2 separate regions of the Mus musculus genome follow, and region 1 is linked to region 2. Evidence: chromatin loops called from intact Hi-C (ENCODE). Cell type or tissue: left cerebral cortex. All regions are shown on one strand. Links, peaks and the distances in the headings refer to the core of each region. The heading gives the core; the rest is flanking DNA. Region 1 holds the start of Phactr3 (phosphatase and actin regulator 3). Region 2 overlaps Phactr3 (phosphatase and actin regulator 3).

The links. Peaks named below come from ENCODE experiments on the same cell type or tissue, not always from the same donor. Only the 100,000 strongest peaks of a DNase experiment are listed, where the experiment ranks them.
Region 1: a loop joins it to region 2, with 7 times the contacts of the local background. A loop is called at or near these places in 26 of 42 quality-filtered maps.

The regions. Positions count from the first base shown.
Region 1 is chr2:178,130,888-178,142,915 of GRCm38, reverse strand. It overlaps Phactr3 (phosphatase and actin regulator 3), which reads right to left and starts at 983. Exons shown (of 13, transcript NM_028806.2): 1 at 417-983. The coding sequence starts at 531. In left cerebral cortex, for the core only: a CTCF peak has its summit at 5,172 (motif pointing left); a DNase peak (open chromatin) is centred at 5,184.
Region 2 is chr2:178,260,036-178,272,063 of GRCm38, reverse strand. Phactr3 (phosphatase and actin regulator 3) reads right to left here. Exons shown (of 13, transcript NM_028806.2): 3 at 11,809-11,886; 4 at 2,565-2,747. Among named protein-coding and RNA genes, the nearest start is that of Phactr3, 120 kb to the right of the region's middle. In left cerebral cortex, for the core only: a CTCF peak has its summit at 7,464 (motif pointing right); DNase peaks (open chromatin) are centred at 6,410, 7,486 and 8,847; H3K27ac peaks cover 3,987 bases.

The DNA.
Region 1 (12,028 bases), core at 1,933-9,932, 130 kb after region 2:
TGCTGCCCTGATCCTTCGGGTGGGGACCCTGTACAGGACCATAGAAGGGCCTGGACAGAGGGCAGAGTAGGCACCAGCCCTGGGCGGAGGTGACACGAAGACCCTTCCACTGGTCAGTCAGCTGCCCACCATGGCACTCCCTACTGGGGGTTCAAAGACCAGCAGCCAGCCAACAGAGCACACTGCAGAATACCTAGCTCTACCAGCAAAGCGGTTCCTCTCTGGACAAAGGGCTCCGAGGCAGCCCTGTTTGCTGGGGACAGGAATCACGGGCCCTCGTGGCACCTGAATCGGATCGCTGTCCCCCCCAGTAAAGGCGGGGGCGGGGGGAGCTGTGGCGCGTGGGGACATGGTCCCCATGCCACCTGCCTCGTGTCTCCCCCACCCCGCCTGGCCGCCCCCGCCGGGCCCAGTACCTGGGTTCTCCCCGGCGTCCGTGGAGGTGGCTGAGGAGTCGCTGAGGAAGCTGGGGTCACTCTGCGAGCGGCCCCGCGACACAAGGCAGCTGCTGCCGTCCTCGGATGCGGCCATGGGAAAGGCGACGCAGGGGCAAGTTGGAGGGAGATGCGGAATCAGAGCATCCTAGGCGGCCAAGGTCACCGGCGAGGGGGCTGGAGAGGGCGTCTTTTTTAAAAGGAAAAGCAAAAGGGACCAGGAAAGAAAAAGAACGGAGGAGGACGCCAGGCTGGCTTCAGGGTGGGGAGACAAAAGCCTTGCAGGCTGCAGCCAGGCGCATCCCGGCTTGCGCGGCCTCGCTTTGTTATTTATTCGTATTTATTCCCATTCTTCTGCTTATATTCCAGGGGAAAAAAAAAAGTTGAACCAGGAAATAAAAACTTTTTCTTGTCAGTGTTTATGGCGTGCTTGGGGCTGGGGGAGATGTCCAGGAATGTCTGGGGGTGCTCCCTCCCCCCACCCCACCCCCCACCCCCCCGAAAAAAAGGGAAAAAGGAGAATCTTTGCTCTTGCAATTGCTTTAATCTGAAAGCTGTTCTTGGAGCATCTGTTGGAAAACATTAGGATTCTCCCATCATGCCATGGGAGGAGCATGACGTCACGAAGCTGGGAGTGAGAATGAGTGGTGATGGGGAGGGGTCTCAAATACCTGGACTGTCAGAGGCCGGGGAGACATATGGACTGGATCGTAGGTTATGATCCGCCCACCACCATACCTGGGGCTCTAGGACAGAAAGCAGCCACATGCCCTCTCCCCCCTCCCCAGTCTTTCCTCCCACCCCGCCCTCCACCAACAGGAAAGGAGGAGCCCTGAGGCGAGGGCGGTGCCTCCCTTGAAGGCACTCTCCAGGCAGATCCTGGCGGCTGGTTTTCCTGGCCCTCCTCTTGGAGATGGTTATGACATGGTCTTCCCTATGCTCACCTATCCACAACGAAAAGGGGGCAGCATCAAGTGCCTGGTCAGGACCTGTGGGGCACTACTCTCTTCCCCTCTATCCATTCCTTAGCCCATAGGCATAGGTGCCTGTCAGGGAGTTTCACCTTTAAGGAAACTGAGGGGACCAAGGACTAGAGGGAACAGCAAGGAAGTTCCCTCCCCCTTGCCTAAGGAAGCCTTTCTCCCTTTCCTAGGAGGAGCTTGGAGGTGAGCTGGCAACTCCTCTCCCCTGCAGTGGGAAAAACTAGGAAAGGAAAGTCTTATAAGGGTCGGGGACCTTGCTGTGTCACCTCGCTGGGTTGGAAGATGCCCAGGGGATACTGCAAGAAATAGGAAAAGTGCTTAGACTTCACTCTTGGGCAGATGATGGCTCAAGTTCCAAAATAAAGTTCTAAAATTCAAAGCAGCATAGAAAACCCACTCTTTCTGATCACTGGGCACACACTAGGCAGGAGAGCCTTAAATTGTAGACTAGGTCATTCTCAGACCCTGGCTGGCACACACATTGTAAGGATGTGGCTTCCTGGTTGGTGTGCAGATCCCTGTCCAAGAAGTTCCCGGCCTCAGTAATCTGGAGTGGGAGCTCAATCTCCTCTTCTTTCCCTCCCTCCCTCCCTCCCTCCCTCCCTCCCTCCCTCCCTCCCTCCCTCCCTCCCTCCCTCCCTCCTTTCCATAAACTCTCTGGAATAAATGAACTAGATGCACCTCAAGACTGAGCAGGAGACCACCCTTCATGGTGGTCCAAAAACACAAGCAAACCAGCCATCTGTCAACTGATTAGTGTCATATGGTGGCTCCCACCTGTAATCCCCACATTCCAGAGGCTGACTGGGGTGGAATTCATGACTTTGGAGCCACCCCAGCTAGGGGCTAGACAGTGAAAACCTATCTCCAAGAAAAAGAGTGAGATGTAAGCATCGTGGCAGGCCAGGAGACACACGCACGAGAGAAGACAGCATGAGATGTTCTCTCTCTTCTGACCCCATTGCAAAGAGGCATTGAAGGATAAAAGTGAGGCTTTGTGGGTGCCCAGGACAGGGCAGTGAGCAGAACAGGAAGGAGATTATAGCCAAATGGGTGCACGGTTTCCTTGAGGTAACCCCAGATACTCAGGATAATCTAAAATTGGCCTGTGGGAACAGTTTCCTGACTCTACATTCACTAAAAATCCACAGACGTCTACATGCTACAGGGGTGAGCTTTGTAGTACGCCAGTTATTTTAGAAAAGTTTTCTTTTTTCCTTTAAAATGTGCATGGAGGTGTTAGGCTGATGTTGGGTCTGAAGAGCACTTGGATTTCCCCTCTCACCTGCTGAGGCTCTCACCTGGCAGCCTACCTGTCCCCCCTTCAGAATCAAGTGAACAACGGTATCCTGGGTTAGAAAACCTAAAGCTGTTTCTCCCCAACTTAGAGTAACCCTGAGGACCAATGTGGCTGCCCCAGGGCATCTGGAAACACACACACACACACACACACACACACACACACACACACACACACACACTGACACACAGTATGTGAACCCAGAAGAGATAAGGAAAAGCCCACAGGAGGACCAGTTCACTCCCACATTGTCCGAGCAGGCTACATTCTTACAGAGAGTGCTGATTCATAGATGTGTCTGCCAGTCTATCAAAGATTTCCTGAGCACCGTCTGTGTGGCTACACCTGCGATTTCCCAGAGAAGCATAGTAAACAAATGGGGCCTGGCGTTGGTTTGGTAGTACTCTATGGATAACTCACAGACAAGCCATGAGGCTGAGAGGGAGGCCTCCCTGGAGGAGGGGTGGGCCTGGTGAGAAGAAATGATGTTCAGGGAACAAAGGCATGAGAAAGCAGCCAATCAGGACCATGGGAGGTATCTCCAGGTAAAGGGAAGATCCGGGACAAAGCTCATTGGAAGGATAACACAGATTTCTACCATTCCTGCAAAGAGGCAGGGCCCAGCCTGGTGTCCTGTACCCTCCTGGCAGGGCCCAGCTTGGTGTTCCGTGAGCCCCATCACCCCTTGTCTTCTTTGGAGTTTGCCTCTTGTTCAAGAATGGAGCAAAGCAACCAGAGGCAGAGGTGTATCTCCAAAGGACCTTTTGGCTGCTGTTGAGGAGGCACAGGCTGATGGGATGGGGGTGGGGGATCATGGAGGTGGAATAAGAAGATGTCAAATTTGTGGGGTAGAAGCTGAGGCTGGGCTGGGGGAGTCAGAGTCAGTGGGCAGGCGAGCTGCAGATAGAAGAGGTGTGGATGAGAGACGGAAGCCAGCTTTGATGGTTTGATGATGCTACACTGGTAGGGGGGCCAAGGGAACCTCGAGTCTAACAGTGACAGGTGAGCTGGAGGTCCAGAGAAGGGGGGACCAAGTATCACAGGGGTGTTCTCCATCAAGCTTGGTGGTAGGAAGGCACAACCCACAGCAAGACAGACCTGTTCTGCTCCAACGTTCTCAAGCCTGAGGGACCCTCTCAAGGCCTGCATTTCTACAACTGTAAACTGAACACAGCCTCTGCTGGCCAGTAGAGTGACTCAAGGTCCAATGGTGGGTGCTAACCCAGTGCTGGGTCACATGACCTACTCTGTGCAGACAGCTTCTGCAGGCTGGCCTGTCCCCCTTGGAGAACATACACAGCCAGGCTGTAAGCTGTAGGGTGCATGACATTGTGAGTGAATATGTGCTGTTGACAAGGACACGGCCATGTTAAAGACCACAGAGTCTCAAACCCACAGAGGAAGACAAGGCCTTCCTTCCCCTGGGGCGAGGCACAGATGTATGTCGGGCTCTCCTCTTGTGCAATTGTGGATGGTGACAGTGTGTGCAGAAAATGTCCACCGTAGCTTTCACCACACCCTGGTGCTCCCAGATTAGCAGCCCACCTCCTTGATCCAACCTCATAGATCCTGCCTCCTTCTCCAGAGACACATAGTAACCCTGTCTCTATGGCCAACTTTATACAGTAAACAGGCCATGTGTCTCGGGTGCTGCGGTAGACGAGAACCCAGACCTCCAGATCCCAGGCCTCTGTCTGTCTGTCTTTGTCTTGTCTTCATTTCCCCTCTGTCTCAGTCGGGTCCATCTTTAGAACCATGCTGGATGCTGCAGTGAGCTGTGGTCCCTCACAGGCTTGTTACCAGGCAGGGACATGGATGGTCACTGGGATCTGCATCTCTTTCACACGAGTGCCTATCAGCTCCTTGTTCCCTTGAGCTAAGTATCTGGACACCCTACAGAGATAATAATGCAAGCCATTCCTTCAGAGTGGGGGAGTAGTGTCTGTCACTAGCTACACAGGGCACACTACCTACAGTAGTGTCACCAGCTACACAGGGCACACTAGCTACAGTAGTGTCAGTAACTACACAGGGATTTCTGTCAAGTTTGCCTGTTGGTGCCTGTCATTCAGGCACTAGCATCCAGTGAGCAGTGCTATTAGCCAGACAAGAAAAGGAATACATATGGGAGTGTCTGGCCACACAGGCCCTGACCTGGAAGTGAGGATTCCAGCTCCATGTGATATCAGAGGCCATCCTAGTTCCAGTCCCATTTAGTGCAAAAGACAGCACGTTGATACACATCAGGACCCCACCAATGTCTCTTCACCTTTACTGTTTTTGAAAACACAGAACTAGCAAACTTCAGATACTTAAAAAGAACTTCTCAATCGATGTCTTTGGCTGAATCTCAAGGGCCAGCTTAAGAGGCACAAAGGTCAATATACCCAGAACTTGGAAATTTCAGCATTGAGTCAAGTTCGTCAGCTGGATGAGCAAGCAGCCAGCTCTGCCCTCTGCTGGCCATGAGGAGAAACTGCACCCAACGCTTGCCTGACAGCTTTGAACTTGGTTCTCTTTTTCCTATAGCTCTCCACCTTGTGTTCCCTGCTGGTGAGACTACCCAAGGTAGTGTCCAGAGCAAAATCTTCTGGCTGGGGAAATTATTCAGTGGGTTCCACCTTGAGGACAGGAAGTTCTGATTCCCAGCTCCCCACATGTTGGGCAATCTGTATTCTCAGCACAAAGGAGGGAGAGATAGATGATCTCCCCTGAACAAACTGGCTAGATGGACTAGTCAAGTCAGTGAGCTCTGGGTTCAAGTGAGAGACCCTGCCTCAAGGCAGAAGGTGGAAATGGACCAAGACAGACACTAGATGTCAGCCTTAGGCCTCCAGTACACAAGGTTCCCCCTCATAACACACACACACACACACACACACACACACACACACACACACACACACACACATGCACACACACCATACATATGTGTCCATATAGCCCCTCCTCAAGCCAAAAGTTAGAGAGTTAAGAATGCTTAATGGTTAAGAATGCTGGCTGAAGACCTGGGCATTGTGGCTCAAGCTTTAATCCCAGGACTCAGACACAGAGGCAGGCAGATCTCTGAGTTCAAGGCCAGCCTCGTCAGCACAAAAAGGAGGAGGAGAAAATAAATTAAATGAATTGCTGAGGAGAGGAGAGGAGGAGCAGGAGCAGCAGCAGGAGCAACAGCAGGAGGAGGAGGAGCAGGGGGAGAAGGGGGAGGACGACTCCTCTACAACAACAACAACTACAAGAACAACAGCAGCAGCAGCTGCTGATCTTGTGGAGGAGAGGGTTCAGTTCCCAGCACCCACATGGGTGGCTTACAACCATCTGCAACTCTAGTTCCAGGGAATCTGATGCCCTCTTCTAAATTCCATAGTGCATGTGATATGTTTCTATACTCACAGATACAACATACTAAATAAATAAATAAATAAATAAATAAATAAATAAATATGTGTTTTTTTTTTTTTTAAATCCCTGAGCAATGAGAGATAGCACACACCTGTAATACCAGCACTTAGGAAGTTGAGGCAGGGGAATTGTTAGTTTCAGGTAAGCCTGCATCTGCATTTCATAGTCAGTTTCATACCAGACTGGGCTATAAAAGGGAAATCCTGTCTTAAAAAAAAAAAAAAGCCAACAATGGTGGCACACACCCTTAGTCCCAGACTCAAGAGGCACAACCAGGCTGATCTCTGAGTTCAAAGCCAGCCTAGTCTACAGATCGAATTCCAGAACAGCCAGTGCTACACAGAGAAATCTTGTCGGGGAGGGGAGCAGAAAGAAAAGGGGGGCAGAAAAAAAGGTCAAAGGGATGGGTGGGAGTGAGGAAAACTGAAGCAGTGCCCTTCCCTTCCCTGGTCACCACTTCCCCGTTGAGGCAGGCTTCTCATGGCTTCCCATAGATGCCCCTTTAGGGTCCCACTCACTTTTAGTCTGTCTGTTAAATCCTGTAAGTCAGGGTTGAAGATCTGAGCACAAGATGGGGCTCTGGCATTTTTCACATGTGTGTGTGTGGCCTTAGGCTGGCTCCCACAAGCTCTTTGACCCCAGTATGTGGATGAGGGGAGGCGGCTCCTTACCAGCACACACGACTCATTGACATCATCCTGTGTGTTCAGGGTGGTGCCACTCCTGCCTTTTGATATGCTCTTTCTGTCCCTAATGTATATCAGCTGCAGGGACGGAGGCATCTGTGACCAACATTAGTAAAAGAAGGCTAACAGGTTAGCCCAGTATGGGAAAAGACCCCAAGAACACAGATGGAGAGTAGCTGCCGCCATTCATGTGTTTATGTCATGGGTCACGTGATCATTCTCTGCACTGCCCTCACAGAGCTGAGCACCTGCTGGGATCTTTCATCTCCCTGCAGTGAGAATTGCCAACAGAAGAAAACTAGGCATGGGGGTATGAATGAAGAGTGTCCCACGAAGAACACACAATGTGAATTCCCTGTGGCCCTGGTTACCTCCTGTTCCCTGCCCTTAATGGCTTACTGGGCCTGAAGCAGCAGCCCTGTGGTCTCAGTGAGGGAAAATTAGGGACCCAGCAAGAAGTGCCTGGCCTGGGTGAAGACTGGAGCCCACGTCCTGACTCTAGCACTGGGCTCCTTACTTCACACAGACCTTTCTGGGTTGCTCAGATTCCCTGAGAACCTCAGACTTAGATAAAATGGAGGATAAGCTGGCTGGACAATGTAACAGCTTTATGCAGAAGTACGTCACTTTCTTGTGGGACTGGAAGCAATTCTGGGGTTGGAATACTGATGGTTTTCTAAACAACAAAAGTTGAGGTTTGGTGAGAACTTGTGACTTACTGAAGGCCCCATATCTCATGGGGATCACAAGAGATCTCTTCCCTCCCATTGCTAGCCCATCCCTGGTACTGACCCACTTCACAAAATTGTCTGTCTTATCCCTGCCTCACATCACAGTCATCAAACAGCTATCAAACACCAGCTCTGCACCAGACCCTGTCCTGCTGCCTGCTAGTCACAGGATGATGTGGGCTTAGCCTGCATGAAAGAGTAGAGTGCCAATGTCATCACTGGAGGCACCAGGAACCGAGGGAGTAGCGGATCAGGCTGGGAGAGGTCAAGAAATGAATTGGTTACCTTGCTTCACTGCTGTGACAGATGTCTAGGAGGAGCAACAGAAGGCAGGCAGAGAAGGGAGGGAGGGGGTACTGAAAGGAAGGAAGGCAGGTAGGCAGGAAGGAAGGGGAAGAAAGGAAGGAAGAAAAGAAGCAAAGAAGGAAGGAAAGAGATGGAAGTAGAAGGAAGGGAAAGGCAGGTAGGCAGGAAGAGGAAGGAAAGAAGGTTGGAAAGAAGGAAGGCAGGAAGGAAAGAAGAAAGGAAGAAAAGAAGAATGGAAAGAGAAGGAAGGAGAAGGAAAGAAAAAAGGAAGGAAGTAGGGAAGGAAAGAAAGAAGGAAAGAAGGAAGGATAAGAAAGGAAGGCAGGCAGGAAGGAAGGAAAGACAGAAGTCAGGAAGGAAAGAAAGAAGGGAAGAAGGAAGAAAGGGGAAGGAAGAAAGGAAAGTAGGTCAGTAGGTGTATTTTGGCTCACAATCCAAGGGTCCAGTCCATCCTGGTAGAAGGGCACACTGGCAGGAGTGGAGGGAGTTGTTCACATCATAGCTGCAGTCGGGGAGCAGATGAATGTTCAGGCTCCTTCCTTGCGTCTCTTTTTGATATAGTTCAGGACCCCATTCCATTGTGTAGGTGCTCCCACCTCGTAGGTGCTCCTACCTCTGCCCAGTGTAGAGCTCTTCATGTCACACACAGAGGTTTGCCTCTTAGGTGAGTTTAGATTCTCACGAACTTGACGGTCAAGGTTAACTTTCACAGGGAGGGTGCTGGCTGGAGTTTTGTCAGCTCAACACAAGCTGGAGTCCTCTGAGAAGAGGGAACCACAATTGAGAAAACTCCTCCATCAGATTGGCCTGTGGGGTGTTTTCTTGATTGACGACTGGTGGAAAAGGGCCCAGCCCACTGTGGTTAGAAACACCCTAGGCCAGGCAGTCCTGGAGTGGTCACATGGCAAACTGAGTAAGCCGTGGGGAGCAAGTCAGTGAGCAGCCTTCCTCTGTGGCCTCCGTATCAGTTCTACCTCCAGGTTCCTTCCTTGTGGACTGTAAGCTTTAAGATGAAATAAACCCTTCCTTCTCCAGGTTGCTCTTGGTCGCGGTATTTACTAAGCAATCTAAGACTGCGAGGTTCTTAGGATGAGTGGCTTTCGTAGCCACATAGGTGTGAGACTGGCCAGACGTGGGTGGGTTAGGGAGTCAAGGCTTGGATGTGAAATGTCCCCATAGGCTCATTCATTTAAATAATTGGTCCTCAGCATCACATTTGAAGGCCGTGGAACCTTCCGGACATGGGACCTACCTGGATGATGTATTGAATATTATAGGTTGGGCCTACTTCCAGTCTAACTCTTGCTTCCTGATCTGTCCATATATTTAATGAGTCCTGTCATGGCTTCTGCTACCACAGAGCCCCAGCTGCCACGTGGGGCTTTTCCCTCCATGGTGGAAAGTTCTTCATTAGCCTGCAGGCAAAGGGGGGGGGGGGCCTCCTCCTGTTAAGTGTTTGCTAAGAGTGAAGAGAAATCTAACTACATAGGCATCACAGGTCTGAATAAAGACTTGGTCCCTGTCTGTTGCCATCAACAGGAAGATCAAAGGCAGTGACACTGCACAGGGGTGTGAGGATTCATTCTCTAAGGACAGTGAGAGGCCTGGTTTCCATGACCAGGGGCTGAGGTAGCTCCTGTCACCAAGGACTCAGAAGTAAGGAGTCATATAACTGTCACCTGCAAGCTTCAGCTCCCATTTAAACCTGAATGGCTCAGATTCATGACTCTGGAGGAGGTCAGTGGGGTGTAGACAGTGGTACCGTGTGGAGGCCAGGGTCAGAAGCAGCACTCGGAGAACAGAGAAACCCGGAGTGTTCTAGGAGGCCTGGCATCAGGGACCTGTGTGAATAAGACTCTTCCAGAAGGTACCAAGAGGACAAATCCACAGGTCTCCTGACTCAGCACAGGAGAAGGGTGAGGTCTTCAGATGGGACTGCAAGGGTCTGACCATGCAGAGCCTACCACAAAGGAGCCTCTTGGACCCAGGTGTGTCCCTGTTCCGGTCACATGGGTGTGTTCACCTCACACCGGTCTCTCATGACTCACTCACAGCTCATGCTTAAGTAATGGTCTTTGCCACTCGCACACTGCACCTGCCCCTTTTCTATTCAGTGTGTGTGCTCAGTTATGACTGCCAGGTTTACGTGCTTGGGGAATCTAGAGCTCAGCCTACTATTTACCAGGACACCTATTTACACCAGCCCTCCATGACAGACACCAGCTAAGCATTCTACTAAGTCCTGGCTCACATAGCATTGAGTGGGCCTATAAATTATTCTCCCCCTGCCCTCCCTTTTTCCTCCCCAGAGCACTCAATTTATAGGTGGTACTTTAAAAAGTCCATCACAGACTTTTGGCCATAAAGATGAGAATTCCAGGACTCAACCCACTGCAACCTGTGTTAGCAGCCATGCCTCTTCACCAATTCTTGCCAGCATGACCCACAGTCGCCAGCTTCAAAGCCTGTTATGTCTCTTCACATGGGTGCCCATCACTTAGAGCTCCACCTAGGAGCATTTGACAGCATCCACTCTGGGCATATGAACAGCTACCGTGGCTTTTGGCAGTCACAGGGGATGACACTCACTGGGCACCAACCATTGCCCCTCTAGTCCAGCAACTTGGGGTCCAAGAGAAATTCTCCTGCTTTTCTGTGCTGCTGTCTTGGGGGCCCACAAGCCTCCTGGGTCTTTGCAGTTGCTGCTGGAGGAACATGAGTATACATGTGGCAGCCCAAAAGATACTTATATATTTTAGAATACCAGATCTTCAGGTTGTCAGCAGAGTGTGCTGGGCTCCAATCCCTTCAGATCCTGCGATGACAGAGAAGGTAATAGATAGCTCTGTCATCCAAGCATCAGGGACCTGAAGATCACATGACCCCGAGCTCACAGGATGACCTATTTGGGTTGATAGCTTTGCTTTTCATTCATTGTTATCTGTGCCCACTTACTCAAGGAGTGTTCATAGAGAACATGCCATGTGTCTAGCAGAGGGGGTGGGAATGAGAGAGTTCTGACAAGATGGCGGCCTAGCTTGGGGCGATGACACCAGGCTATATGAACAGCTGGGAAGGTATAAGATAGGGGGTGGGGGAGGTATGGTACTGCAATGAGTGGCAGTTGGGGGAAGGCAGTACCTCAAATGCTCAAAGGACCCCAGCACCCTCACATCAGGAGCCACCTGAGAAAATCTCCAGCAAGGGCAGCATGGGCCATCCATTTCCTCACTAAAGCATTCTCAAGCTGCAGAGTGCCCAAGAGGCAGACAGAAGACCAGTGCAGAGCAGGCAGATGGTGGTTGTGCAGTGGATGGGATGTACCAGAGATGCAGCTAAGTATGGCCAGCTTTCTCCGTGCAGGCCCTGAGCTAGACAGAAAGCCCTGCAGATAGGCTATCACCATCCAGGTTGTTCTCTGCTGCTGTGTGGCTTCTGACCCTGGGTGTGTGTGTGGGGTGGGGGGGTTGTTTTAGTGTTGGCTCCTCCAGGTATGAGATTGGCAGCTCTAATCCACTTGCACACAATGTGAACAGAATTCTCTCCTTGCCATTCCCAGTTTCCAGATTTCTCATCATTATTAAACTAGTCCCTCTTGTGACGGGTGGAATCAAGGTCACGTTCACAGAACTGTAAGACAGGAGCAGATCTGGATGGTCCCACAGGCTCCATCACACGAGCCAAATAGAAGAGAGGGTTGAGGCCAGAAGAAGGAAGAGGGATTCGAAGGATGTGGCTGGGTGCCACTACAGGCTTGAAGGGAGTATGACCTCAGAGTATGTGGCCTTTGAAACTAGCCATAGCTAGAAGAAAATCAGGGCCTCTCTCTTAGGATTAGCTGAATCGTGACAGCCACTAGGAGAGGCAGGTGGTGTCTCTCTCAGAACCTCCACGGGAGGGGTAGAGCCCAGGCCCACACCTTGTGTTCTTCACCTTGATGTCAGCATGAGGCCTAGAAGGAGCCAACAGAGACACCTGGACTTCAGGCCACCTGCGTGTGATGCAAATGGCTTGTATCCCAGGCTACCAGGTCTGTGATCACTGGTTTGCCTACAATAGAAAGCCATGTGCCAAAGATTCCTGTCCTCTGGTAACATCTCCTATAGAGGAAGAAATGAGGTTGGTGGGTGCTGTATAAAGTCATACAGGGACCCCAAAGGTCCTTCTCTCCCCTTTAAAATATATT
Region 2 (12,028 bases), core at 2,479-10,478:
TTATCAAACTGAGGCCTCCACATGCACCTGCACACACACACATATGTACACTCCACACATATATATACACACCATATACATACTGTACTGGCTAGTTTTGTGTCACCTTGACACAGCTGGAGTTATCACAGAGAAAGGAGCTTCAGTTGAGGAAATGCCTCCATGAGATCCAACTGTAAGGCATTTTCTCAATTAGTGATCAAGGGGGAAAGGCCCCTTGTGGGTGGGACCATCTCAGGGCTGGTAGTCTTGGTTCTATAAGAAAGCAGGCTGAGCAAGCCAGGTGAGGCAAGCCAGTAAAGAACATCCCTCCATGGCCTCTGCATCAGCTCCTGCTTCCTGACCTGCTTGAGTTCCAGTCCTGACTTCCTTGGTGATGAAAGCAGTATGGAAGTGTAAGCCGAATAAACCCTTTCCTCCCCAACTTGCTTCTTGGTCATGATGTTTGTGCAGGAATAGAAACTCTGACTAAGACACATACAAACACACCATATGCACATACACACACAGACATACTACACATACATATATACACTACACAGACACAAACACAACACACATAAACACACACTACACATGCACATAAACACACATGCATGCAAACATACAAACACGCACACACACATGCAAACACACCACACACAGTAAACACACAATACACATATACAAACACACCCCACCACACAAACATACCACACATATACACATACCACACACGTACACACATACAAACATACCACCACCCCCCCACACACACACATGGAAAAAGACAGGAAAAATGGAAAACTCTCAAGACCCAGGGTAAAAGGTCCATATGCCATTGGTGCTAACTTCTGAGAATGAACACAGCCTGTGGTGATGCTTTCTACCTGTCCACATCCACAGTCAAGTCTCTCACATCCCCAAGGTAGGACTCAGGACCCACATGAGGAACCTACATCTGCTCAGCCAAGGAAAGGAGACACCTACATCCCTCAGACCCACACATGAGCCAGGTGTCTGACTGACCACAGCCCAGAGATCAGTAGTTGCCAGCTATGTCCCTTGTCACTCTTTGCTGGGCTTCCTGCTGGCCTTGGGTTGGGTTGCCAAGGTCCTGGGAATCGTGTCAGCTGCCAGCCTCCTATCTCTCTCCTAGCCCAACATGGGCTGCATTTTACCATATTCAGCTCCCTAGTCTCTTCTGCTTCTAGGATGGCGAAGGGCAGCAGCCCAGGCTGTGGGTAGTTTCAGGAAGCAATCTCTAACAGTGCTGAGCCTTTCACTAACATAGACATGGCTGGTTTGTGGCAGAAGGACTTTGAAAAGTGTCTTGGTAAGATGTCCTGACCCCTGCTGTGACAGCATTCACTGTGTCCTCACGAAAGGGACTTGCCAACCCTATCCTCCATTGCTCTGTGTGATGTTCCCTCCCAGAGCAGGCTTCTATCACTCTCCTAGGACCTGTCCTGCCTTGGCTCTGAAACCCAGTGTCTTAGGGCTCTACTGCTGTGAACAGACACCACGACCAAGGCAACTCTTATAAGGACAACATTTAATTGAGGCTGGCTTACAGTTGGCTTACCAACCACAGCCTTCTGAGGTCAGCTGCCTGGGACTCAAGGTGAGACAGCTGGGGCTCTTCCTCTCTGGGTCCGTAACTCCTCAGACTCCAGATCCCCACTCTGTCCCCAAGCCAAGTGAGACTGAGAGGAACAGCCATGCAAGAGGAAGAGCACACACCACATGCCGCTGCTAATACTGAAGGGAGGTTGAGGACAGACAGCTGGCAAAGAGCACCAGTGGCTCTGGCTTGGAGAGAGACGGGTCAGGGAACAGACACTCACAGGACCTGGAGCAAAAGCTCAGAGTGTTCATACCACAGCCTGGGCTCCCAAGAACACCGGAGGGATGTGAGGTTCAAGATCCAGTCCCCATACGGTGCAGCATGGGTGTAGGCATAGAATAGATGAGAGAACAGACTCCCAGGGAGGTCTCTCTCAGAAGGTGGCTTAAAGTGCCACTTGGTCAGGGAGGAGAGTGAGGCCTGAGCTCTGGTGTGCTTTGCTTCTTGTCGCCAAGCGTCCTGTCTACTCTGTTAAAACAAACACCAGCCCAGCTCCCACTCCTCCAACACTGACTACTTGCGAACATGGTACCAAGTTCCTATGTGCTCCAGAAAACCCTGACTTCTCCCTATAACTTCTCCCATGTAACAGAGGACCCCAACGGCCAAGCCACAGAGGAGCCTCACTCAGAGCACAGCACAGCACAGCATGGCTCTCCCATCATACACACCCTCTCTAGCATCACTCAAGGGAAGATCTCATCTGCGTCAGGATTAGGGCACTGCCCCAGGGCACAGCCATTTGGCATATGTGCATTTGTTTGACTTCAGGGGGGATGTGGCAAGAGATCATCATGGCTCTTTTAGATCCCTCACTCCTCCTCCACCCAGGAACAATTTAGGTCTACCAGCCATGAGACTGAAGAAGGCAGAACTAAGATACAGCAGTCTTGACAGCGGAGCGACTGGCCAAGCCCTTGGTGGGGAGTGCTCAGGCCACTGGGTCTCCATCTGGTACCTGTATCATCCAGATGAGCATCGGAGGACAGAAGCTCATCCTGGGACACCTGATCTGTTCCACTGGCCGAGGGGCTTCCGGGCTGGGCGCCCTCCGAGGTCAGCGTCTCCTGCTCGCCAGCGGGCGGCTCACTCTGCACAGGTTGGGAGCCTTCCTTGGGACTGCATGCCTTATTTTCAGAATCTGCAAAGAAATTCAGCCATCAGCCAGACTCTGCCTCCTTCCATGCTCTTCTTTCATGCAAGAGGCCCTTCCTACAAAGGGTGTCATGGATGGCTTAATGTGGTTTCCTATGCTCTGCTGGAGTCCCTCTCTCTAAGCTGTGTTTCCAGAGGAGCCTGGTACCCTACATGTCATGGGTCCATTCCTCCCATGTATCCCTGGACTCTCACACCTGTGGGAGATAGGTGATTCCCCCACCAACTCTCACTCCTTTACCACAGACCTGTATGGTAGCCCTGCCCAGCTCTGCATCCTCCTTGGGGCTTATCCGATCCATAAGACTCATGGACTTGGTGAAGAAGTACCTTCAAAATTCTCTCTGCCCCCACTTGTTCCCTTCTAACAACAGGCCTCAACAGCTGGACCTGGACCATCTGACACGTGGTAACAGATGTTCAGTGCAGGTACCCCGAGGTGCTAGGGTTGTTACATAGCGACATTGCATTGGGGACCCCAGTGCAGTAGGTGGGTGGCTGCAGCCATTCATCTCTGTGTCACCAGTGACTGTCAGTCACCTATGTGTCTAGAATCTATGAAGACAGATGCTGCCCTTTGACCCAGACGGCGAATACTCTAAAGACTTCGGAGATGGCTTATGGGAGAGCAAATGAAACCCAATAAGGATCAAAGGATGGAGCGAAGCCGTGTGAGAATTTGCATAGCAGCCTTGCCAGGATGAGGGACTTGCAGCCTTTCATGAGGCTTCAGGAAAGCCCAGACCCTTCTCCTGAGGCTCAGCTGCTGAGGCATCTGAGGGTCGGTGCCTGACTTGTTGCTCTTAGGAGAGCCCAACCTTTTGAGGGCCAGAATTGAAACAGGGACCCTAACACAATTGGACCTATAGGAGTAAACATTTCCTAGGAAACCAGGCTGGGAGGGAAAGGCCAAAGCCATGGTAGCAGACAGGTTCACTTCCCAGGGAGGAGAGAACCTTGTTTTGGTGGTTTATCTCACAGGTAAGTCACCTCATGCGTGGTTCCTGCCTCCATTTCATCTTTCCTATAAAATTATGGCACAGATACAGGAATAGCAGAGAGGATGAAAAACTTCCTGCCTCCCAGTTTGGGCCAAACTATAAGGCTGAAACGTACCTGACAGCTTGGGCTGACCAGCCAGCCTTTCCTCCCCTGTGCTGGGCTCAAGGGATGGCAGCCACGCCTAGCTCTTTACCAACTGAGCTATCTCCTCACCTAAATATACCAGTCTCCCTTTGCCAATATCTGTCACCTAATTTCTTCTGGAATACAGGGAAGCCGAGGCAGTAGGTTCTTGGGCCCCTCGTGCCTAGTAACAAAATCACTTCTCAGCCACATAGCTAGCTCCAGGGAAGCTGATCAGAATGTCCCTTCTGAGATGCCGAGTCCGCTCTGATGGAGGGCACTCACACGTTCTCCCACATGAAGCTCTTGGTCCCTGACTTACGGAGACAGGATAGAGTGTGCAGTGTGGTCTGCAGAGATTTCTTAGCCCTGGACACACAGGGTGCTGTCCTGGCTGTAGCCTCCCATGTGCTTCTCCACAGGAGTAGAAGATCAATTATTTAAAGGTCAAAACCCCCTTTTGCTAGCCAATCTAGCCACCCACCTACTGCACTGGGGTCCCCAAGACTGTTCACTTGATCCCCATACCGGGACAGAAGCTCACCATGTTTCTAACACACATCCCACTGCTACCTATCAGAACCTTAGTTTTCTTGTCTACAATGTGGGACTAGTGTTACTGCAGGCTTTCTTGCCTTTCTGTAGTAAGAAATATGCTGTACTCTAAGGTAAGTGAGCTGCAGGTGCCAGGTCTCCTTGCTGCCGGTGTGGTTTGTGAAGAGAAAGCCAAACAACTGGCCTCATCCTTATGTCAACAGTAGCCTCAAGACAGCACTGTTCTCTCTCCCTGAGGGTTCTTGTAGGCCCAGGACCAAGCCCAGGCTTCCTGCCTGATCTACCGCTTTCTGTCATCTCTCAGAAGATCTGAAATTGACTTCTTGCTCACGATCTCCCATCAAGGTACTTCCACCTCCATAGGGGAATTGCTGAAAGGCTAGTCTCACCAGAGGTCTCAATATCTATGCCTGGGGTGAGCTCCTCTTTGGGCCACAACCCCTGCCCTGAAGTTCTGGCAAGTCTAGTTGCCTCTTCTAGAGGCAGACCCAGCAACATAAATTCCAGAGTGACAATACCCTGCTGGTCCACACAGTACATACACTGCTGGTCTACACGGTGACCACACACTGCTGGTCCACACAGTATCACACACTGCTGGGCCAGACAGTATCACACACTGCTGGTCTACACAGTACCACACACTGCTGGTCTACACAGTGACTATGCACTGCCATCACACAGTGACCAAGCACTGCTGAACACATGGCCTGCTCTTTCCGGTGGCTTTACAGAACCCCAGGACCAAAGGGAAGCGGGCTCTGGACCACATTCGGCTTCTGGCTCTCACTGTCAAGCTATCCTTGGGCCAGAGACAAACCCAGAACAGCCAAGGACATAGAATCAGATGTCACCAAGCTCAAGACTGTGTTTTTAGTTCCCTGTGACTGGCTTGCTGGTTATTGACACACCTCTGTGACAGTCGCTGTTGCCAGGTTCCCTCAGGCAGTGTGAAAATGTCACTACCCTTGAGAGATCACATGACATGATGCTGATCACCATGAAGGGGGCATCATGAGGCTCTCTGGAATCTGAACACTGATTAAGTCCGACTAGTTTCTATGTGGTAACAAGGCAGGATGCAGTGTGTGTGCTCCTGTGTATGTATGTGTGCATAAACGTGTATATATGTACAGACATCCCACAGAGTGCCCATGTGCTGTCACTGCAGCTACTCAGTGAGACAGTTGTACAGACAGACAGGAGGGCCAGATCTGTAGTCACTATCCAATCAGGACTGGAGATTTGAAAGAGACACTCTTGTCCCTCCATTTGGCTGACAATGCTCCCTAAGGAATAAGAATTCCCCCAAGAATCACATACTGGGAGGAGGAGATGGCTGAAGTCTGTGCCAGCTGCAGGGGCAGCAGCTTGTTAGACCACCTTGCTGGAGAGAGAATAATGGCCGTTGCAGCCACACCCTGATGGCTTTGCTGTACACCTCCTGCCTTTTGTTTAAACCTAAATCTCACTTTAGGACTTGAGGACCCACTGGGCATTTCTGTTCTCCCCACTGAATAAACCTGGTTTTCTCTATTAACCTGTCTCTTTAATTAGCCTAACTGAGAACAGGTTGATGAACCTGACTTGTCAGAGATTCTGTTACCACCACCAGGGTGGGTGCTGCACCTGAGACAGGTGAACGTGAGGTGGATCCTGTCACTCCGAGCCCCTCACTGCCCTGTGGGGTGGGGACAGGGATAGCTGTTCACTGCTGAAGTGGACTCAAGCCTGAGAAAGGGCCCATGTCTGCTGTGATTTACAGCCATACCTCATCATCATCACTATAACAAAGCTGCCCCTGAAAGGCCCAGGGACCCCCAGTCCCATCTACCACTGCAGGACTGCATTGCCTGTATCAGTGCCTGCAGCTCGGCAGTCCAGTGGTCCTGTTCTGGGCTATGCACAGAGCTCCTGCCCAGAATCACACTCAGTAAGAAGCTACAGTTCCCAAAATAGTCCTGGTGGCAGGGCCTGTTGCTAAGAAACGCTGGGTGGAGCCAGGGCAGTGTGGAGGTGGGGCTCCTGCCCCTTCCTCTGTCACTGGGTCAGCTGCCTCCTCTGGCCAACCTTTGTCTCCATCATTGCTCATCTCCTCTCAGAGCTGCAGGGGGAAACACAGAGATGTGCATGCTTTATACATGAACTTCTATGAAAGGGACCTGACACAGACATGCACAGAAACACGCATATGCATGTTCACAGTGGGAGCACATGTGTGCATGCCAGGTAGTATGCATGCAAACACACAGAAACCAGGCAGACTTTTCCAGGGTTCCACTCCCCTGAAAGCCTCGTGATACCCATGTCGATGAGCACAGCACTAATGTAAGACGCATCTTATAAAACACCCAGTGCCATCAGGATAGGACAGTCCTTAGGTCATCGAAGAAAACATCAAGTCGATGGGTTGCAGAGTAAGGGAAGGAAGCCGTTCAAGGAATGAGTATTGTCAGCACTAGAAACGGGCAAGACCCTGTTCCTAATCAAGGAGGTGGGTTGGAGACAGTCCCAGACATCGGGGAGGCAGAGTGGGAAAAGGTCACCTCTCCTCATAGCAGCTGTCTGACAGTGCCACAAACAAGGTCCCAGCATACTACCAGCCCATGTAAGGGGTTACTATGCAGCCCAGCACACTAGCAGCATGGTGGAGATGTAAGGGACAAGGACCAGGGGACTCGTGATGTGCATTTGTTAACCTTGGTGCAGAGCTGACACTCCTGGCCACCTGCAGGATCTTTCCTACCAGCCATGTTCTGAGGCAAGCTCCAGGGAGCATGTGAGCACGTGTTCACTTGCAGTCACTTGCAGGCGTGAGCGTGAGGTGCACGACTTTCCGAGAAGACAGCAGGCAGATTTCATTGCTGGGCAGCGAGCTCTTGTGTCTACTAAGGCTTCTGGGCATGTCTGGGGACGTCCTGTCCATGGTCAGGTCTTCCCTCCCTCTCAGTACCTCCTGAACTGCCTGGCTATGAAGTTTGGCCTCAGTGAGACAGGCTCCATGAGGGCAGTCGACCACAAGGGGGCACCCACGGCTGCATATTGCTCCTACTCGCCTGGGAGAAGGCAGAGCTGAGCCAGAAGAATCCATAACCCACAGCCAGAAAAGCTGTCCCCACACACCTATTCCCACACCCACAGCCACCACGGGGAAAAGAGGAGGCGCTGTGATCTCCCAGTAGTCTGTCTCACACTGACCCCTGCAGGGCTCCTGAGCTCCTAATCTGGAAAGGTGCAGCAGTTTCCTGCTGCCATGAGAATCCTGGGGGACTTGCCATGCCAAGTCCAATCCAGGCAAAAAGGCCTCCTGTGCTCCTGGCCCCAAGGAACTTGGCTCCTTTGGAAGGGTCAGCACTTCACCCAGTGCTCTGCACCCAGCCTTTACATGTATTTCATGTTGTGTATTTAAAACAAAGCAAAAGACTCCGCCCCATGGGAGTCCTGGGGAAAAGGTGCCCTGCCTCCAAAGCTAAACCTGTGGTTCTTGTCCTTGCTGCCTGAGACACTTGGCTTTGCTCTCAGACAAGGACCAGTTCCCTGAACATCCCCAGGCCCTCTCCCTGGGACAGCCTGGCCATGTCCCTGTCAGCCCACCCCTGGCGCATGCATATGTGCAAGAGGGAAGAAGGGACATTTGCATCCAAGCCCCTTGTCTCCCTTGCTGCCCTTCAGCCCTTTGTCTTCTGGTCCCTTCCCTGAACCCCTGCATCCTGGGGCCTGGTACTCACTTCTCCTGGAGCTGCTAGTGACTCTGTCTCCAACATCCAGGACCAGGCACTTCCCTACCTTCTTCTCTGTAAAAAGCTAGAGTTGGCTGGGAAGGCTTATCAATGTGTGGCCCCTAGAGTGCTTAATTTAAGCACTCCTGATAGCAAAGGACTCCTGAAAGGGCCCAGGGAGGCACAGAGCACTAGCCTGCACACAGGAGTCTTCTCCTAGATTCCATGTTCAGTGTGGAACAAAATTAGCTTTCATGTACTTCTGTGCAACCAAATGCAAAACCAACCTGGGCTCCTAACTCATAAGCAACATCTCTCAGATCTCCTGTCCCTCAACCCCCATGACATGGCCTCCAAGTGCCCCATGTGTGTCCTTCTATACCTTCCTTGATTCAGTTGCTATGACTTGTATTTGTAGGGCCCCTGATGCCTGTGTCCCTCTGTGTTAGGGGATGGGACCATGTCTCAGTAGCTAGTATGGCTGTCAGCTAATACAGACCTTGGTATGTAGTGGGCAGTCCATAATCACTGGCAGCATCGGTTAACATCTGAATGTTCATCTATCTAGAATGAAGACTGCTTTGGGCCACTCTGGTTCCTGGCCCATTCCCTCTGCAAGATTGAAAGGGTGGTGTGTGGGAGGCGGGCTGGGCCCAAGCCAGCCTTCCACCTGTTTCCATGTCCCTGAACTAAGAATGGATCTCATATCTTTAAATGGTTGGGAAGGAAACCAAAAGAAAGATAATTGTTCGTGATTCATGAAAAAGATTGAAAATTCAAATCTTCACACTCATAAATGAAGCTTCTTGGCACACAGTCGTGCCTGCTCAGTGTGTGTTTTCCTGTGGCTGTTTCTGCCTCAGTTGAGCAGGGGTGGGTGACCACAGCAGACTGTTTGCCCCGCTGTGACCAACCGGCCCTCACAACACTGGCAGAAATTTAAGTCCTAAAGTCATAGGTTAATGGCATTTAGAAACTTAACCCAATAGTCAGGTGACTGGGAAGTGGTTGGTTCTGTGAGGTCCTGAGACTAGAACCTAGAGTTAGAGAGACCCTGAGACTGAGGCGGATAGCTCTCATGCACAGTTTTAGGCACTTAACATCAGCTCACAAATGTATGCTGCTTTGGCACTCTGACAGCAAGAAGGCTGTCTTAGCAGCTAATCCCCATAACCAAATCTAACCCAACAAGAAACTCGTTATGGGGACAGGTGATCTGAGTTACCATTCTTCATGCTAAGAAAGGCAGCACTGTGTGCTGGCTGCTCTGGAGGCTTGACATGGCTTGCTTCCACCTTTGACAGTCAGCAAACAGAGAAACCTGGCTAGAAGCAGGGCTGAGCTATAAAAGTCAGGGCCCTCACCTCAGTGAACCACATTCTAGCATATTACCTACTGTCTAAGCCCCTCCCGCCTTAACTCTGTGTTCAGACGCCTGACTCTGCAGAGTCATCTCATTTCTGATCCATAGCAAAGATCACTGTCAGAAGTGAGCATTCTGGAACCACACCCTTGAATCTCCAAACTGGGAGCTAAACAGACCTCTTTTCTTTATAAAGCTATCCTGCCTCTGGTATTTCATTATAGTAATGAAAGACAATTATAACCCCAAACCCTAAAATATTTACTATCTTTCTCCTGACAAGCTTAGCTGGCTTCCTCCTAACTGTATCTATAAGCTGGTAGGCCTGTGGTGTGGCTTTGAAGACACTCCACCTCAGTCCCACTGGCCTGGCTGTAGCTGAACACTCTCAAAGGGCTCTGGTCCGAGTTTACCCATCTGACACAAATGGAGTTTAGTGAGGCTCATGGCATTCCTCCTAGAAGTTTTCCTTTCCCACTATTCAAACTAGAACGTTATTGTTGGCCAAAATCAAACGTCCATCTTTACTTCCCCCGTATTCATTGAATATAACATTTTAAAAGTATACAATTCTTATAATTTTGGTTGTGAACCTAGCCTTTAACAGCTGAGCCATCTCTTCAGCCCTATACAGTTCTTTTTATTTCCCTGACCCAAGAACTAAATGAATAACCTGGGGCTATAAAGATAGAACAGTCAATAAAGAACCTGCCCTGTGAGCATAAAGACCCAAGCACAGATCCCCACAAAGAGATGGGCACGGTGGTGAGCCATGTCACCTGAGCACCAGGAAGGCAGAGATGAGGAGATCTATGGAGCTTACTGCCCAACAGCCCAGCTGAATCCATGAGAGACTTTGTCTCATAAAAGGTTGAGAGTGAGCAAGACACTGAAAGCCAACCTCTGACATGTGAGCATGTGCATACATGTGTATGTGCATCCTTATGCAGGACACATACAATGCACAAACACAACTCTGGATACTTTGAGGACCCATTCCAAATTAAAACCACTTCGTATTTCTGCTCAGCATTGACAGTTCACCAACTCCAGGAGAGTCAGAGTGGAGCTTTCAACATCTTCAGGCCACAGGCCTTGGGCCATGAGGCCATGGCTTTCTTTTATGTGGAACACAGCACTGAAGGCATTAACCAATCACTATGGCTGATTGCCCCCTGAACATAGTATCATTACAATAATATATTCCAAAACTCAGGAAGGGAGGCAACCTAAGGAGCTAGGCCACAATGGTGCTGTGGGCTTCAGCCAGATCTTGTTTATTTCATGGATTCCCATCCTAACTCCTGGTTCTTGGACCAAATCACAGACACCAGTGAAAGGAGAGACGGGAGTTGGATGCATGCACACAAGCGGAGTATATCTCCTCACTAAGGAGGCGGGAGCTTGCTCAGCCCAGAGAGATTTTAGAAGAAAAAGGGATTGTGAGTTGTTCACATCAGTCGAGACTTATAGATGCAGAGACCCACAAAGTATAAAGCAAGGGTCAGGATCTGATGGGACCTCAACATGGTGAGAGAAAGCTAGACTTAAGTGTGGAGGTCCCCAATGCCTGTGCTGTGGACATTGACCAACCTGAGCACAGAGACACAGTCCTGAAAGCACAGCCTGGATGAAACCTGCTTGACCAACACTGGGAGGATCCATGTTTGCACTGGGCATCCGCGTGGGTGCCACAGCTGTGGGTGGATCCCACATTCATGTCTGCAAACTGGGGGTGACATTGACATGCAAAGGTAAGTGATGCAGAATGCCTCGCCCTGCCCGACAGTCAGAAATGTCGGGACCCTCATAGGTGCAGTCACCATTTGTTCAAATTGAGGATCTAATGTGTTAGTGTCAAGAAAACTTGCACTTAAATTAAAAGCCACCGCTGCCACTTAGAGACAGACAAGATGTTCAAGGAGCTCCTTCCACATGTCCCCTGGTGAAAGGTGAAATGAAATGGCCTGGTGAAAGAAATGGCCATGGAGGAGGGGGTACCCTGCTACTTCAGCTCCTGACTGAAGCCGTTGGTCCACCCTTGAAGGCTGACCTGGAGAACAGTGCCCCACATGAATACAGGATGCCCCTCCCTTCCTCTAACAGATTTCCTGAGTTTGGGAGACATCAAACTTGACAGGCTTCACCATGGGCCTCATGTCATGGTCCCCTGGCTCCAGTCCAGTCAATGGGACCCATATCCCAGAGGCCCCTGGGACTCCAGTGAGTGCCCTCTATGCCCTGAGTCCCACTTATGTCTGCCACCCTCCCAGGGACCCCCTTACCTTGCTCCATCATCTCCAGCAGTCCCTGCTTGATGAGTTCCTCCCGGCCTTGCCTGCCAGCCATCTTCTTCTCCAGCGCTGCAGGGCACAGAAACATCTAATTAAGTCACAGCCCAAAGCACTGTAGGCCCACCACACCACTGCCATGTGTGCTTGGGTGAACAGGAAGAGACAGAGAGACAGCAGATGTCTGAGGCTGGGGACCTGTCCACTGCCAGAG